Linked DNA regions of Homo sapiens: region 2 is linked to region 1. The links are chromatin loops, found by intact Hi-C in ENCODE. Cell type or tissue: heart left ventricle. All regions are shown on one strand. Links, peaks and the distances in the headings refer to the core of each region. The heading gives the core; the rest is flanking DNA.

Evidence for each region. Peaks named below come from ENCODE experiments on the same cell type or tissue, not always from the same donor. Only the 100,000 strongest peaks of a DNase experiment are listed, where the experiment ranks them.
Region 2: a loop joins it to region 1, with 2.1 times the contacts of the local background. A loop is called at or near these places in 19 of 110 quality-filtered maps.

Annotation. Positions count from the first base shown.
Region 1 is chr1:90,717,601-90,726,940 of GRCh38, reverse strand. No RefSeq gene overlaps it. Among named protein-coding and RNA genes, the nearest start is that of BARHL2, 5.0 kb to the right of the region's middle. RefSeq lists enhancers at 1-459, 1,016-1,571, 1,572-2,127. In heart left ventricle, for the core only: a CTCF peak has its summit at 5,337; a DNase peak (open chromatin) is centred at 5,330; H3K27me3 peaks cover 2,500 bases.
Region 2 is chr1:90,831,243-90,840,582 of GRCh38, reverse strand. All of the region lies in intron 1 of LINC02609 (long intergenic non-protein coding RNA 2609), which reads left to right. LINC02788 (long intergenic non-protein coding RNA 2788) reads right to left here and starts at 4,920. Exons shown (of 4, transcript NR_186594.1): 1 at 4,664-4,920. RefSeq lists enhancers at 1-578, 1,392-1,916, 5,184-5,823. In heart left ventricle, for the core only: no CTCF peak of the experiment used is centred there; a DNase peak (open chromatin) is centred at 4,372; H3K4me3 peaks cover 1,505 bases; H3K27me3 peaks cover 2,230 bases.

The DNA of each region.
Region 1 (9,340 bases), core at 4,148-6,647:
TCTCATTGGGCGCTTCCGTCTCCCCGAAGCCGTTCCGCGTTTCCGCGGCCTCCTTGCCCCACGGCTGGCCTGTCATCTTCTGCCCGAGGCTCAGCTCGGGGCTCCAAGGTGGCGGGAGTCAGCACCATGCCTGGGACGTCTGACCCAAGCAGCAAAGGAGCAGGAAGGAGAACCTCTGGAGGAAGCGCAGGCAGCCATGCGGAGGGCGGGGAGGAAAAGCATATTTATTGGATTGGCATTTCTCTTAACAGAGCTCTTCGCTAATGATATTTACTTAACTGTATTTGACAGCAGTTACGAACACATCTCCGGTAAACAGGATCTATACTCCTTGCGCCTAAAACTGCCTGTCAGTTCCTAAGCCAATCGCAGTAATAACCGCTGGATCATTTTAAATGTGGCTAAAACCGACGTTGGACAAAATCAATCTGCCATATGCTGGCTCTGAAGGAAATCACTTGCACAGTTTGACGAATTGCTTGCAGTCCCTCCAGCAATCCATAACTCGCTTTCTTCTTCCCTCTCTCTCTGCACCCCCATCTCTCCCGTTTTCCTCGGAGCTCCTTCCCCCATTTTACCCTTTCTCGCAGATTCCAGGTAATCCGAAATGGCACTGACCCTTCTCATTCTCCGATTACCTCTCTGAAGCATGAACTTGGGATAAAATCACACATCAGAAAATTCGCCGTAATTATTTTGCGGTGCTATCAGCACCGATCAATCACGCGCGCGGCCCAGTGCTGGAATGCCTAGCGCAGCCCGGGACGCGGATCCGCGTCCCGCCTGACTGACAGTTTTGGTAATTAAGTGATTGTATAGACCTCTCCGGCTGTTCTAACAACCTTGTCAGGGCCTGTCTGTGGACAGAACAAGCTGAAATCAATGTGCTTCCTGCTCTCTGAGCAGTTCTGATCGTGTACTCAGACTGATCGGGGAGGAGGAATCTGACAAAAGGAAAACAGCAGCTCTAAACGATCGGATTAGGGGGAGTAGGTAGAAAGTTTACTTCTTTGATGGGGAGGGAAGAGCGAGAGACACGCACCAGATCACAAGAGCTTCGCTGAGCTGGGCAGCTGGCCCTGCGTGGAGCGAGAGGCTCGGTGCTTGTTACCCTCGGCCCCCAGGCAGGACTGGCAGTACTTTCCTCCCGCCCCCAAGGGGGTGCAGAGGCCTTCCGCGTTGTAGCTGATGGGCTCTGTCCGGCCGCGGACAGCAGCGTCCCCATACGCTGCAGCCATAACTCGGCAGTACAATCGTTTTCGCCCGGATTAGAGGCAGAGACTGGTGGCTCAGTGTAAATGTCACGCAGCAGCTTTTAATAAATGAATGTTCAGATTGTTAGATTGCGAAGTACATTGTGAGTTCTGTGCGCCTCCCCCCCGCCTTCCCAATCCGGCTTCGAATTCCCCCATCCCCCTATTTCAGCACACACATCACACCTCGGCGCACGTTACAAATATGTTACATATTCAGAGTGATCTCGCCACGGCGCCTGCGGGAGGGGCACTCTCCGAGCTTAACATCTACCTCGCCGAGGTCTGCGGGGCGCCCGGGCCGACCGCTGGCACCAGGAACAGGAAAAAGACCCTGACGGGACCTGCTCTGCGGAAGCGTCTTTTACAAGCCCACCCTGGAATTTCTGAAAGAAATTCCCTCTGGGAAGAGGGTCCTGAAAGCGCCGAACTAGGAGGCGGGACCTCCAGTTCTCGGCGGAGGGGCTCCAGTTAAGAGTATTTTAATTCTTTCACACCAGCCCTCCCAAATCTTAAAAACCTAACCAATTGAACGCAAACACACACAAAAGGGGGAAGGGAAGCAAAATCAATCCGCCGAGTTCAAAGCGCCGTGTCGCGGGAGGAGGCTGCAGGGTGCTCGGCGCAGGGCCGAGTGCGCAGCGGAGGGCCCCATCGACCGCGCGGAGATTGCGGCTCCCACCCGGCAGACATCCAGTGGGCTGTGTATGTTTGTGTGCGTGGTGGGGGGCGTCACGCCCTAATCCAGCCCGCCGCTTGCCTGTCTCTCCTCCCCTACCAGCCTGCAGCCGCCCATCCTCAGAGAGAAAAATGTGAGTGTGAGCACATTACGCACCATTAGGGACACACTACGGTTTTAATGTGGCCTAATTAGTGCCGCTAACCGAACAAATATTATTATATTGAATAATGATAATATGATGAAAATATTAATGCTTTGGAACTTTGCACGTGGGAGCCGTTCTCTCAGTTCTCCTGGGACACCCCAAGCACGCTCAGACCCACCAGCAGATGCGGTCGGGCGCACCTCCAGGAAGGCGAGCCCACAGCTCAAGACATACGTGTGTCATCGCAGGCACAGAAACAACACCGTGGGCCATGCCACAAGTCCCCCACCCACACATCGCCCACCACGCAAAAGAGCTTCTTCCAATGGCATTCTCTTTTTTTCTGTAAGAGTCGGTAAAAAGCAAACCAGACAGGAGTCCGCTAGGGTCTCTCTTTACTGCGCTTCTACTCGGCACCCCAAGAATGTTGCACTGGGCGCTCCGAGTGTGTTTGGTTTCAACAGAGGCTGCCAGGCAGGTGGAGCTGCGGAAAAAGGACCCACTCAATTAGCATTTAAATTCACAGTCCCTTCTTATTGCCAAATGTTTCTCCCCCGGGAATTTGGTGAAAAGCAGGAATTTAACAATTAGGAAATGCGGAAGGCTCCTCAAAATAGGGATTCGAAATCTTAATTCTCTTACCGATTTTGGAGGGCCAGGGGGGTGGGGAAGCGCGCGTGGGCTGGGTGGGAGGCACGTCTTGGCTGGCGTGCGTCCTCGTCCCCGACGCCCAGCACACCACCTCACTCTTCCCTTCTTGCACCCCCATCCCCTTCTCATGGAGCCTCGGGAGACAGAGCCACAGGAGGCTGGCAGTCCTGTTCTTGCTGCCTGAAGGCAGGTCCAGCTCTTTCCTGGTTGCTGAGCGGCACCAGGGCCAGGGCCTAAGCAGGGTTTTCAGAATGAGGCGTTGGGTGTGTTCCAGGAAATAGGGATGCAGGATCCAGGCCCTAGAGCGCCCCCTCTCGGGCTGAACTGCCTCCTACCCCTGCTGGGGGCCCACAGGTCACATCCCCCCGCTTTGCGGGAGCTCTTTCTAGGAGGAAACGTCGGTGTTAACTGCTGCTGAATGAGTTGTTCTTCGACGCAACTACTTACTCCCCGGGCGGTGTGTCTGGACCAGAAGTCGCTGCTTAGGCACTTGTCCAGTGGCGTATTCTGTAGACCTGGGAGAGACTGAGAAAGCTGACCGAGGCTGCCCCCAACCTCCGCGCCCCAAGGCCTCTCACGGTATCTGGGAACGCGGCCCCGCCTGCACCAAAGGCAGAAAACGGGGCGGGGAGGTTTCAATTTGTTCCAGTGATGGCTGTAACTTAATAAGGCGATTGATTAGCACTCAAAGTGCCGTTTTAATTAGCCGCTTGTTAATTAACATCGCAAATGAATTTCTCTTTCTCTGATTGGCATCTTTGCTCAGCGCTCTGAGGTTTTGGTTTCTCTTCTGCCTTGGCCCCTACATTCCCTCTTACTTAGCCTCAGGAGTTGATAGGCTTCAGAGTTCTGTTTATGTATGACATGGCTGTGTCACACAGGGGCCCTTTAATTTCTCCAGGAGCCGGCCTTCAAAGGACAATGGTTCAACTTAGGAGGGGTGAAACAAAATCCTTCCCCATGTCCCCCTCGGCTCTTCCTTCAATTGCCTTCACCTTGTCACCTTCCCAATCTCCACACCTGAATTGGAGGAGCCCTCTTTCTGGGCCTGCTAAGGTCACCAAGCCGTCCATGATTTGAAAATCTAGAAAGAAGAAAGGAAGCAAGAGTGCAGGTGGGGAAAAGAGGATACAGTCCTTGAGGGGACTGGATCACCTCTTGGGATCAAATCTAAGACTGTGTAACCGGCTGTATATGCTGCTGCCCAGGCCTGTAAACATGTGCAGTTAGTTCCTTTTCCCTCCAAAGTGTCAAAGAGTATTTTGTCTCTTCCGGCTGGACCCAGAAGAGACCCCCTAGAGCCAACATATGTCTACAGATTGCAGCCCAGCCCTACAGTCAGGAGATTAAAATTTTGGACAATTCATGGACATTTTTGCACCATTATTACCCTCAGCTACCATAGAAATCCCTCTACATCCCACTGCTTGAGATGCAGTCATGACTGAACACACTTCATTTCCTTTAGAAAGCTTTACTGTTCCCCCAACTTGTCCCAGTGTAAGACTCCCCACTCTCTTTCTCACTCCCACTGTAGCAGGTTCTAATTTGTATCATTGTATTTATGACAGTTTTCCAGCACAAGTTCTTGTCAAACCTGAGGTGAGTTGGTGTCCCAGTCTCAAGCACCTGGCATAGAATGAACATTCAATAATGTTTATCGATTGAGTGAATGAACAAAATGAATGAGGGAAGGAAGAAGTGAAAACAAATATAGCTACTGGGTGTTGCTTATGCTAGAGATCATTGCCACTTTTGTGTATAGTATTTAGCAAATGCTGCTTTACATTTTGTAAAGAGCTTTTACATAGAATGTCTTATTTGGTCATTACACTCACCCCGTTCTAATCAAGAACTAGTCTCCTCTTTAGTGGAGGAGGAATTTGGTAATTAAAAGGTTAAGTGCCTTGCCCACGAACACATAAAGTGGTAAAATGAGATGAAAACTTTCTTCTCCAGCGTTCTGTCCTCTACATTTCTGCTTACCTTCCTGTGGTTTGCCTCTGTACAACACACATCTAACTCCCAAGGAGAGTCAACTTCACTAGGTTCCTTCCAAACTGCTCATCTTTAAAATTTGGTGAAGCTTATAGCTCTTGCAAATTGTATTATGATATCAGAACTATCTCTCAAAACTTTCATTCCCCTAGAACAATTAGTAATTACACAGGTTATCATTTTAACTTCTTCCTGTTAACATACTTTTCAGTTACCTTATTTTTTTCTTTCATTTTATCTTTCTCCATCTGCTCCCAACTCCACTCTCCCAGTTTCAGTCTATTTAAGGGACTCAGTTATGTTCTTTTCATATCTTTCTCTCTCTGTTTTCTTTTTGGTCAGAACTGCCAGGATATTTCTCTTTAATGTATTATTTTTTCTAAGCAAATATGTATCAAATTCTTAAATAGTTGAAAAGATATTGATAAATTGAAAAAACAAAAAAGAAAGGAAACTTCCGACGTTTCTGTAGCTTTGAAATGGCGAGAGGTCAGACAATCGTCAGGGAGCCAGCCTTAGAAGGTGGAGAGCTCATTTGTTTATCTTGCATCTTTTATAGAAAGAAACAATAGCAGCTCCCTCCGTTCGGAGCTCTTGGCGCCGCCCAGTGGAGGGAAGCGTCTTTGCACCTCATTCCCCTTACTTGGCATTGTCATCATGTGGACCCTTAGAAACGTTCAAAATTAAATATGATAGGAAGAAACACCAGCTCCACGTTCATCGTAATGTGTGAGTGGATTTCTTCAAAGTTAAGTTTCATTTTTAAAAAACTGAATGCTCTAGTTTAAACACAATCTCAAATACTAAATCTAGATGGTGAAAGTGGATCGTAGAGAGTTTATCTAGGAACAAAATTTGTTAAATATTGAAGTGTTTGAATCATTCTCTGAGATGGGAAAGGAGCATCTTTGATGCTGATCGGCAGTGATGTGTTCTTCAGAGCCGGGAAGGAAAAGTTTGTTCTCTGTTACCCACAGTTGGCAATAACTGCTTTCTAGGCCAAAATTCCAAAATCTTCCAAAAATTACACAAGTTTCTTTTTTTCTCTTCCCCTTCTCCTTCTTCTAAGGAAATGAGGGCCTGAAAGTGAATGAGTTTAATATTTAAACTCATGTCAGTTTAGAGACTCTATTTATTTGTATTTTAAATCCAGTGGGAAAATCTAAGATTAAATCCAGTTAAAGCATTTTCTTTCGTTTAGAAATATGATATATCTGCACCCTATTGTGTTTCTGAATTGTGATTTTTAAAAATGAAAAGTGAATTATGTTTGCCAGAAAATGCATGACTTCTTGGATGTATACATTATATACTTTCAGAAAAAAAATGCGAGAGAGGAATGTGTCTGGAGAAAAAAGAACTGAGAAAAGTTAAACAAAACTCCAGCTCTGAAAAAAAATTTTTCATTAAGTTTGCAATTTGGTCTTCAAGTCCATTTTGTGAATCTTCAGGCCACTACTAACATAGCAGCCTTGATAAAAGTCAAGGTCGTGTTTTCCCCTTACCGTTATTGCTCCTGGAAGCTGATCTAACACCCACCCAGAGAACTCTTCTATGATATTAACCTTTTCTTAAGAAAATATGATCTGAGACATTCACAAAGTGGGGCCTACTGGGTTCCCTTTTGCTTTGCTTTAGAGTTGTCACAAAACACGCTCTCCCCTGCCCCCAACACTTCCACGTTTCTCTCTCCTTTTCTTTATAGATTTCATTTTTTTTGTAGGGTCATATCTCCATCGTCTCCCCTGCCAATGCTGTGAATTATTCCAAGCAAAAAGACCCTGTCGAACCGCCCAACACAAGCTGTGCGATCAGCCTTTTGAGCTCTTGAGTCATTTTAGGCGTCGGAACAAAACAAAAACAGGCTTAAATGAATTATTTATCAAGGTCGAGAATAATTGATTTGTGCAGTGCCGTCAGTTCTGGATTTTAAATTTGTTTTCTCCCCCTCCCTACTTCCCACCCTGAATATGCAGCGAGGGGAGTTCGAGTTGGAACCTCCCAGGGCTAGGAGAAAACGCACCATATTCGGGAAGTTGGTGGATGATGATGTTGGAATGGGAAGAACCCTAATCGATATTTGAAGAGGGTAGAGTAGGTAGGGTCAGCCTGCAGTCTCGGGCAGCCCTAGAGCCCTTCCTGTCCTCCCCACAGCGGTCAACTGTGACAGAGGCGCAGGATATTTAGGCTGCGAAGCTGTGCAGCGTCGGGCCCTGCGGCCTCGGATAAGCCACCTCCACAAGTCTACCGTCTGTGTTTCGGTAACCGCGGCCGAAGGCCGAGGCCGAGGCCGAGGCCGAGCCCGCGAGCTCTCCGGAGGGTCTCCCGGGCCAGCACTCAGTTCCCGCGCCAAAGGCATTTGATCCAACCCCGCTCCAGCCTACAGTGGCCCGACCCCACCCGGCGGGGCCCAGTCACCCGTTCCCGAGGGCCTCCCCGCACCCCTCTGGCCACTGTCGGCCCCTGCCGGGATGGAGCACGTCCGGAGTCCCCGCCTCGGCTCACCAACCCCGTCTTCTCCGCCAAACTCCCTTCGCCTTCCGAGAAGAGCGAGAGCTGCCCGGATTGTGCATCTCCTTGCCTCCGTCCCTTCAATCCCCGCTGTTCTCTCGGAACAGCCCTAGGAAAAATGCCACTGAGACGATGAGAAACAGCTCAACCCACCCTCCAAGTAGTGCTGTTTTTTTTTTTTTTTTTTTTTTTTTTTCTGGGTCAAACACACCGATTTCCCTAGGAAAACGCAGGCAGGATGAGTCGCCCAGCTACCCGCTTCCGGACCCAGGGCTCACACAGAAGCAGTTCCGACCGAAAGGCAAGAGCTTGTCCCAGGAGGTCATTTGCCTCCCTGACACCCCTCCCTTCGTCCTCAACAGATAAAAGCTGTGGCCCAGAAAGTGACCTCCAGAACTGCAACTAAACTCCAGATTTCGGCCCAGCCTTTGGAGACATTAAAGGCCACTCGAACATCATTCCAGACCTAGCCACGGAAGCGATGCCCGCCTCGCAGATTCATAGGGTTCTTAAAATGGTAATTTGGAGTAAAATGTAACTCAAAGAACTTTGAATCATTCATTAGCACCTTATAATTACTCTGCTAATTAGGTTGACACGGCACTTAATCAGGAGTAATACGCCGTCTTGTCACTGGCACTTCCCATTACTCTGACATTCAACATGAGACAGGTTGGAGACGTCCTAGAGAAAATAATGCAAGTTGATACACTCCAACGAGGCGTTACAGTCATGCTCCGGGTCCCAAGTGGATCCGCAGTGACTGTTTCCTTTCCAAATGAGCGCTCGCCGAAAGGGGCCGGGGGACAGAGGTGGACGGACTGCCGCGGGGCGCGGCAGGGGCGCGGGCTGCAGACCAGCCGCTATGGGTCCTGAGCCCCGCGCCCGCCCGACACCGCAGTGAACCGTGGCTGCCCTCGCCACCAGAGAACGCCTCGGGCATTAGCTCCCCCGTTCGGGAGAAAGCGTCTGGCCAGGCATTTTTTCCAGCTGGAGACCAGGCTGGTTCCCCAGCTTGGAGCCTCAGGCCTCGTCCTCCCCGAGAGCGCCTGGTGGACGCGGACCCGGCTGTGTCCCTCTCAGGGATCCGCCTCCCGCCGGGCTGAGCCCGAGCGCCTGGGTTCGTCGGGCGAGAAATCAGAGCCCAGAGCCGACCCGCCCGCTTATGCAAGGCTCCGGCGCCTGAAGTGACACACTTTTCTGTGGATTCCTTCAGGGATCTCCTTCCTCCGCTCTTAATGTCTTCGGACTATTCCCGCGCGCGTTTGGGGAGGCTGCGAGGGCCGCCGCGCTGGAGCCTAAAGGTAAGTCCCTTCCCGTCCTCTTCTCTCTCTCTTCTGACTTAAGAAAACGGGCGAATCCTTGCTACTTTTTTTTTTCTTTCTCCCCTTTGGTTCCCTTTCTCTGGTCTCCCTCTGATCTCTTCCTCCCTCTCCCTTTGCCTCGCACTCGTGATTGTGGACACCGGGACCACTGGACTCGGAGTTCGGCTCAGGGCTGCGGGCTCAGGGATGTGCGGGTTCTCAAAAGAGCAGCGGAGTCCGAGCCGAGTCCGCTGACGGGCTCACGAGCGCTGCGCCTATTGGCTCCCTGGCACGTCGGCGTCCCTCGCTCGCGCGGGCGCGGCCAATAGGGGCGCGGGGCCGGACGCGCGGCCTCGGTGGCGGGGGCGCGGGCCCGGCGCGGCGCGGCGCGGGGAGCGGCGGTAGTGGCCGTGACGTCACGGGAGGGGGTCGGCGCCGCCCGCCAGCAGCCGGATTACAAGCGAACGCGCCCGGCAGCGGCCGGAGTCGCCCGGCATCGCGTCTCCGCCGCTTCCTCCTTCTGTGCCTGCTCCTTCTCGTCGTCCTCCTCTTCCTCCTCCTCCTCGGGTTGCCGCAACCGCTGCGGCCGTGTCTGCCCCGCAACTTTCCAAGAAAGTTCAGAAACTCGGCTACGGGGCTGCCGAGTGGCGCGCGGCTGCCACCTCGGGAGCCGCGGGGGAGTTCCGAGGGCGCGCGGCCGCCCGGGCTTCGCGGTCGCTGCACCTGCCGCGTCCGCCGCCGCCACCGCTGCCGCCCGGTGCCAGGCTGTGGGCAGACCCCGGCAGCGGCGGCGGCG
Region 2 (9,340 bases), core at 3,109-5,608, 110 kb before region 1:
GATCAATCAAAACTGACAGCCCGCGTGTGAAGGCTTTACTGTGTAAATCTGGCGCACTCATCCTGGCCATGCCGGCCCTGGCATCTGTATATCATTTTTATACTGCTACCAGTAGAGCAATTTCAAAAGTATTTGCAAGGAAAATGCGTGTCCCCATCTGTTCCTGGAAGCATAAATGTGCCACCTTCAGAGGGTTTTCACTGGTAATCATATCTTTAATGATCAACAGACTAGTGATATATACCTTTCCATAAAATGGGGTTTTCTTCACTTTATTGTGATTGGCTAGAATAAATAGCTTTTCCATATGTTAGGGAGATAAAATACAAGATTAGCAGAGGTCGTTTGTTGGATAGTAAACAAAAGAAACAATTCATTCCAAATAATCTTGAAAAGAAGCAACGACAAAATTAAGTTGCAATCACAGAGTATCTGAGGCCCCAACATCAGAAAACAGACCTCGTTCCTCCTTGGAAAAGGAGCCGTTTAAGAGCAGAAACTCAAGAATCTTCTAGGGGACTCTGGTGACTTATTCTTGGAGTCGGAGAGGGGCAGGATAGGGAAGGAGAGAGAGGCTGGAATAATACTTGTTTGTTCAACTTTGTAGGATTGTATTTCCTTTCTCTTATCTCAGGTGCTATTTGGCCGCCTCCACTGCAGCACCCTGGGTAAATTGGTAGGTGATGTGTTCAGAAAGCAGGAAAATGCCACTCTGCTGAATTTCTCTTCAGGACTTTCAAGGAGATGGGGATTGTTCACATACTTTAAAATAAAGGTTAACTTCCCCTAGCCAGAGATTTCTTTTCCCATAGAAAAAGATGTTGGAGGGTGGGGCAAAGTTCCCAGCTTTACGTGAAATTCCAAAACCTAGGGAAAGGGGCCTCAAGAGATAGCCAAAACTCACTGGAGAAACCCTAGGAAATGTTCTTAGTCATCGAATCCCACCTGTATAGGTAACAGTCTGCAGATACAATCAGGCCCTGACCACTATCCCTCCTCCTCCCACACACCCACTCTCAGTGCCAAGATTCCTTTTTCTCAGATGCAGCCACTTTCAGTTTGCTGAGCCATCTGTTTTTTTTTTTGTTGTTGTTGACAGGGTTTCGCTCTCTCACCCAGGCTGGAGTGCAGTGGCATGATCTCGGCTCACTGCAACCTCCACCTCCCGGGTTCAAGTGATTCTCATGCCTCAGCCTCCCGAACAGCTGGGATTACAGGTGCCTGCCACAACACTGGGCTAATTTTGTATTTTTAATAGAGACCGGGTTTCGCCATGTTGGTCAGGCTGGTCTCAAACTCCTGATCTCAAGTGATCTGCCCACCTCAGCCTCCCAAAGTGCTGGGATTACGGGCGTGCTGAGCCATCTTGGCGAAATTTGGAAGCTTCTCCTTCAAGATTCTGGGCGCAGAGGTTTGGAGGCAGTGACTGCCTGCTTAGGAGACTACAATTCTATTTTGTTTCCAGGGTTAGGACAGAACTTCCCATTCCACAAATATTGTATTGGTTGCAGGTCACCAGAATCTGAATGATGCCCTCAGCCTTTGTGCTCTCCAGAAAATAGGTGTGAGCTATGAGGACCTGCTCCCTATGGTCAGGACTTGAGAAGGAGTTGGGGGAGGTTCTCTTTAAACATTGGGAACAGACTCTGGTTCTGCATTCTTTCCTGTTGTCTCTTGTTATGTATATGTTATGTATTGATGATCTCCCCATCCCCTCATCCCCACTGCTCCCACCCTTATTCCACAGAATTCTTTGCTCTACCCAAATGCCTACTGCTCTTATTATAGCAGGAGTGTGTAGCAGAAGTGTGTTAGTTTCAATGTGGGAAAGGTGGTCTGTAGGCAGGTCCCAAGCAGAAAGTTTCCATTAGCATCTCAGATCAAATTTGTGTTAATTTCCTGGCCCTAGAGAGACTTGGGAAAAACTTTTAGGACAGTAGAAAAACAGCTCACCCAAAGCCCATGGTGAGAAAAAAAATGCATAACTAAGGAAATACTTTTTTTTTCTTAATTTTAGAAACACTATATACATATATATATATATATTCCTTTATATATATATATTCCTTTATATATATATATATATTCCTTTATATATATATATATATATATATATTTTTTTTTTTTTTTTGAGATGGAGTTTCACTCTTGTTGCCCAGGTTGGAGTGCAATGGCACGATCTCAGCTCACTGAAACCTCTGCCTCTCGGGTTCAAGCGATTCTCCTGCCTTAGCCTCCCGAGTAGCTGGGATTACAGGCATGCACCACCACGCTTGGCTTATTTTGTATTTTTAGCAGAGACGGGGTTTCACCATGTTGACCAGGCTGGTCTCGAACTCCTAACCTCAGGTGATCCACCTGCCTCGGCCTCCCAAAGTGCTGGGATTACAGGCGTGAGCCACCACGCCCAGCCTAGAAACAGAATCTTATAGGCTGGGTTGCACATAGGCAGGTATGGACATATAAGTCTAGATTTACAAGTAGGTCACACTGACCTGAAACCACATTTCCTGTAGTATGCAATTAGACTGAAAGAAAGTCACATCTGTGTTTTCCACATTGTGATGTGATGCACTGCAGGTCTTCAGTGAATTCGCTTGCCACAAGGAAATTCTGGCATGTGTTGTATGTGAAATGTGATATGTACTTAATTTAAAAAATTGAGTTTCGTGATTTCTGTGTCTTTAAATTTGATACACGTTTTGTATTGAATTTCTATGTTAATTGTTTTCATAAAGTGAAAAGAAGTAAAAACCTCACCAACTGGTTTTATGTAGAAGAGGTAAATCTGTGACGTTTGCTCCTTCTCTTGTCCAGGAGGATGAGGCTGTCACTACTACAGTTGGGACTGTTTCATACTCCGTGCTCTTGTGCTATGCCAGGGGGTACTGTCTAACCCACAAGTCTCTGCCAGGAATGTTGCTGTCCACACTGGAGTGTAAGACACCTGCGGAGCTCGTCTATGGGGCTCATGTTGGCTGAGGCTCTGAACTACAGAACTGCAAACAACCAAGGGAGCGCCCCAGGCCCCAGGTATTCCTAAACCTTAGATCAGAGCCATTTGCAGCACAGAGTTGTGTGCTGTTTCAAAACCACAGACCCTGTATATACGCCCCTCCATTGCAGAGGTGGATGTCTTGGCAAATGTAGGACGAGGATTGAAAATTAAAAAACAAACACACCGTGTTCAGGGTGAAAATTACATACATTGACAATACTGTCTCTTTTCCTCCACAATCTTACTGCCACCAGGCAGCCTCAGTCAGTCCGTGCTTATTTCACTGAAAATGTACTTAATCTCAGAAAAGCTATCTATATGTAAGAACATATTTTGTTAATCAATTTTATGAAAACAAAACCCCTCTCACCTTAGTTGAATAAAGTGCTAATTTGAAATACTGCCTCATGATTGTAATATGCACACATATGTAATAGTATTTGTTTTTTAGGTGTCCCTTAACAAGACAGGGATGAGCAAACTATATGGTGCGTGCTGGAAAGAAATTCAGTTTTAAATGACCTTAAGGAAATGGCTTGTTTGGTTAAGGAAAATAAACTCAATTGACAGTTAAGGTGAAATGAACTTGTAAAATTTCGTATCAATTACAACTCTTATCGATAAAATGCCACCTGGATCTTTAAAATGCCAAGGTGTTCAAAGTTATCAGAAAATTTAAAATTGGGGGGGGGGGGTTGAAGTATTTTTGTTGTTGTTGTTATTGTTCTCCCTCGCACTAAACAGCATAGAAGTAATAGTTTCCGTCACTTCAGGCTTCTATTGGGGGATTTTCATCTTGTTCCAGAAGGAAGTAGCAGGAAAGCAACTTGTATAGGTAACAGCCTCAGTCTAAAGGGCATTATTTCCAGGCAGAATTTCTATAGTTACCCTTGTCTGGGAACACTGTTAAGGGATATGTTTTAATTTTAGGTCAGAACAACTGGGTTAAGCATTATGTAAGATCTGGAGAAAACACTGATGAGGGAAGGTGGAGGAGAAAGCAAGCAACATTAGTTTACTGCGCGGCCAAAGGACTACTCCAGGCACCAGTGAGGAAGGGTAATTTAGATTTCTAGTGGGCACCCTGCCGGCCCATTTCATAACAATCAGGGGGCCTGGAGTGGGGGGGCTTGCGGGTAGTTGATATCAAATCCCGGTCTCTCTCACTTCCGCTCAATCGGCTTTTGGCCAAAGACGAGTATCTTCTTCCTGGACTGCCTTCTCCCACCCCAACCCAGACACCAAGGGGACGCGACAGCGGTTTTGGGACGCTGGCTGATCATCTGAGAGGAGGCGATCCCGGCCCCGCTGGGCGTTCAGGATCCCGATCTGGATGCCGTCCACCCCGCCCCGCCGGGGGCTGGGGCGAAAGCGGAACAAGTCGGCGGGGCTGGTTGGGCCGCGACCTCCGGGGCACGTGGCCGCAGACAGTGCCCGTGCCGGGGCGGGGAGGCGAGTTCTCCCTGCGGCCGCGGACCCTGGATGGTGGCGTCGCCCGAAGACGCGCCTCACCGGCCTGGGTGGGGTTGCCTTTTGCCCTCGAGGCTGGCCTAAGCGCTGGGGGGCCGCTGGCTAACCCTGAGGTAGATACTCGGGAAATGGGTGGAATAGGGAAAGGGACTCAGCCCTTCCGCCCTTTTCCCCAGTCGAGGCCCGCGTCACTGCCCTGTGGGTGCAGACGCCTCCAGTGTCACTCCCCTGGATTTCGCTTGGGCAGAAGAAGAGATTGTAGGCCGGACCCCAACGCCGAAGCCCTGAGGTGAGAGGGGACGGGGAGTCTCCGCTGCGACTGGCGGCCCCTCCCTCAGGCACCTTCTCCTAACATTTCTGACTAAACGCCCCCAGGGGCGAAAACCGCTCCTCCTCCCCAGTTCCTGCGCTCGGTGGCCTGGGGCTCGGGGTTTGGGGGTTGCTCCTCGTCTGCCTCGAGGCCACTCGCTCGCGCTCGAGGGTCCTCTCCCGGCCAGCCCCGTGGGCTCGCCCCTCTCAGCCTCCTGCTGGACGTTGTCTGAGCTCCTCGCGGGCGCCGCTTGAAAGTGGGCCCAACCCGTGGGGGCGCCGGGCTGGTCTAGGCTCTGCCCTGGGGCTTCTGCGGCCTGGAGCTGAGGAGCCGGGGCCTTCGCGCCTCTCGGCGCCGGCTCCTCGCGTTGCTCGAAAGCCCGTCTGAGTAATAGTCAACTGTTTTTGTCACTTTCTTAAGATGCATCATCCCTGGTCTCTCTTGTTTCATTACGAAAAATCCCAGAGAAACCACCCGGCAGGATCAATCAGACGCAGGCAGCCAGACAGTTTTCTTGTACTTTATTAAAGTGTAATCAAACATCGGTTAAGTGGAAAATAAATATCCAGATCTAATAAGCTGCTCAGTCAGATCGTGTAAATGCAAATTACAAGCTGGTTCCCATCTTCCCGCCAGGGGATTGAACAAGCCACAGCAATTGCTTCATCCACTGCGATTGTAAATCAACTAAAATAATGGCTGGATAATGACCAGTTTGCGGTTTCAAGCAGATTGAATGATAACAAACTGCGTGTGTCGCACCAGCTTTTCATTTAGCATCTCATCATGGAGCGAGCAGCCCGCCTAACAGCTTGGCTCCCTCATTAGGTTGTTGTCTGCAGCTTGTAAATTCACACTGCAGCCAGCAGATTACCTGACAAACTTCTTGATAGGAAAAGCTAGACAATTCAATCCGGCCCATCAATCCCTCCCTGCGAAGGCAGGCACATTGATCTATTGCTGAGCGCTGCGGCGAATTGATAACAATATGATGCCTCCTAATGTGGTGGAGGAAATATGTACGCATGTATACATGCAGAAATATATAGGGAAGCACACTCATGGGTACGCACGCGAACAAGAGCCGTGTGTGCAGGAGAGAGGGGTGCGCCACAGACACGCCGCCCACCGCAGCCCCAGCCTCTCGCGTGGGGCCTCTGCCCGCACACACGCAGCCAGGCACTGTAAGCATCTTCACTTTTTGTTTTTTGCTGATGTTGATTTAGTTGCTAATTGGTGACAGAAATTGTCAAATAGGTGGCAGATAGCGACTGCGGAAACTTCCGTTGAAGGAGGTGAGAAAATCCTTTCAAAGATGAACTGCCGCCTGAAAAGGGATGGCTCACTAAATTTCTCCCAGATATTTATTGCTCGTATTAAAAAGATAAATCAGAAAAGAGGAGCGAAGGCATAAACCAGGTATTACAAATGCCATCTACTCTTTATTTAGAACATAGATCACGGTGTTTGTTTGTGGAATCTGTTTGCTTCTAGGATGTAATTTAACATACTAACACTCAACCTATTTAAACAGAAAGACAGATAAAGGCTTACTGGGGATCTCTGGGGGCGGCTGCACAACCCTGCTTTGACTTCGCCTTTCCTCAGGAGCATAAAATGAACAGTAATTAGGCTTTGATACTCTGGCAAATGAACAGTAATTAGAATCTGCTACCTCAAGTCCTTAACTCCACTCCTCATAGAATATTCACACCATTATTGAACATTTAGATTAGGCAGCTTCTATTCCCACAAACGTGGCTTGCCACAGCCCACAGATGGCCCAGGGAAAGAAGAGAGACGATTCGCCAGAGCCTTTGGACCCACAGAGGGGATTTTCTGGTTATTAGAACCCTACTAGATCAGGGCCAATTATAAAGAAAACTGTCAGTCAAGAGAAAATTGCTACATGATTAGTGAAAAGGACAAAAATCAGGTGAAAAGTGTGAATCATTCAGGCAGCTTTGATTTGCTAATCAGGGGAAGGAAAAGAACAGGAAAGTCCCCAGCTGTATCCCTGGTTTACTCTTTTCATTTTATCATGACCTTCTTAGCAGTTACTGATATAATCTCTGCGAAAAAAGAAACAAGCAACCCTCATAAGCACAGAGACCCAGCTCCCAGTGAGCAGGGGAGGTCATGCAGTGTAAATGAGATGAGGAGACCCCGATAACAATGACGGGAGCATGAATAATCAAGGCTTGGGTCTCTGTAGTTACAAGGGCAGGAGATTCCTAATTATGTTAATAGTTTTTAATAGACTAATTCCCACTGAAAAGCCTTTGTGGAGAGACACTGCCTTCTCTGGAGAGAACCATGTTAAGGAACAGCAGGAATGATGTTTATTTTTTTAACCACATTTCTGGGGGAAGCTTCTGGATGGCTTTCTGGTGGAGTATGACATTGAAGGGTGTGGTGGACCCCTTTGTCAGGGCTGGCTGGGCCTGTAGTTTTCCGTCTAGAGAAAAGACAGGTAGCACCAGAGAAGTATATAATGAAGATCAGAGACTAGAGATTGTGACAGCTCTGGCAGCTGATGTATTGGGTCCATGCTAATTTTAGACAGAGGCATTGATGGATCCCAAAATCTTGACCACACATCCCATTAGCCTCTGTCTATGACAGTGGGAGAAAGATATTAAAAAACAGTACAAGTGCCAAAAAAAAAAGCTGACTGAAAGGTGCGGAGCAGTCAAAAAGCCTCAATAAAATCTGAAATAGCTTCAAAAAATATTTCCCTGATATCTTACTATTAAGTTAACCTTGTGGCAGGAAAGTAGGAAGCTAGCTTTTTATTTTTTTCAGACATTTGAAGCATAGGAAGCAGTTCTAAAAGAATTCATTCCATTTAGCAGATTTACAGATGGAGAGGTATAACTTTAGTAGGGCTTCAGATTTTGTGTCGATTAATTATTCCCTGAAGCCCCTGAAACTACAAAGAGCTGTAACATTTTCATACAATCCCAGGGAAATGCTGCAGAAAGCTTTTGTTTGTAGTTGGTTGTTGGCACAGAGATCCCCATCTCTTGCTGAGCTCCTCAGTCCCTTGCTTCTCGACTGTGTGTCTGATTGAAATTGGGTGCTGGCATCACCCGGGTCCAAAAGAACTTTGGAAATTATTTTGATTATTCAAAAGAGCAAGCTGGAAGGAAATTTCGGCATTGGCATTAGAGAAAGGGTCCCTTTCTTTTTAAGCTAGAGAGCATGAGATATTTGGTGGTTGCTCTGGAAAGTCTCAGAATGCGCACCCTCTCTCTCTGCATCCCCCTAACACTCCTAATCCCGCATCCTCAGAACCCACCAATAATGAAGAACCCAAGTGTATCTTTTTTATGACTCTTTCGTCTTATTGTGCGGATCAGGCTAAAATTTTTGACACATTGCCTAAAATATAAATGATCTCCTCTTTGGACAAATAGGAAAGCTGGTTGGAAGTAGCTCAGTTCCAGTCAAAACGGTATCCTCAGTTTAAAGTTGACAAATAATGCTGCATGAAGCTTAGAAACTGAGAGGTTACCTTGACAGACAAGGAGCACAATTATCACAATATGATGAAAGAGCTTCCATGAGTATGTATTGCACCGTTAATTACTGTCCTTTTTCTACAGGCTTCTAATGTGAGGAAAAACACGGAATGACAAGTGTGGGAAAGAGCAAGCACTAAATTACTGTCAGAAAAATAAACGGAGTAGCACAGTGCTGCTCGGTGATTTACGGGGGCAATTAGTCACCACCCCACGGCGCTGCTGAGGACAGCACGGCAGCAGACAAGTCAGGCCCATGAGGAAGAAGAGGCTTTGCACTGCTCTCCAGACAACTTTTCAAACAACAAGAGAGGATATTTGAGCACATTAGGTTTTGTGTCTTCATTCTGGGTACCTACTCTTCATATTATTCTACCAACTTAATACATAAACATATTTTTAGCACAATATGAACCTGTTCTATGTGTGTTTAAAAGCCTCCAGCAGCAACTTTTTTCTCTCCCACTGTCCAAAGTTGGGTTTTCCCCATCCCTTAAAAAACAAAACAAAAAAACCTTTCTTCACTCCAAATTGTCCCCCTGGTGTGTGGTTTTGGTCTTTCTCATTACTTCTTGCATCTTGCTACATGTTCTGCATTTGCTCAGAGCCACTGGGTGCTAAGGAATTTGGTCTGCTGCTCCTCTGGGAAAGTTTGGTAAGCTGGTACAAGGAGGTGATGAACAAGGCTAAATGAAAATCATACATAAACTTCCCAATATTTGTGAACATGTTCTTTAACATACCATACATAGTTTCTATGTATATGTAACATAGCAAAACAAACTTGCTAAGGTATAATTAATTGGTATGCATGCCTTCATAAATATTCACCATCAGAAGAAACCTAGAATGAAAGGTTGTGAAAGAACCCAGGAATGAGAAAGACTTTATTGACTAAAGGCCATGTCTATGTAGGGGCAACAATGAAGCTGTGGGTGAGCAAATGAAGCTTCATCAGGAGTTTAGTATCCTTATGTAGCATTACCTAAGAATGCTACCATAGTAAATTTCTGAAGTACTTTACCTGTTACAAAGAAC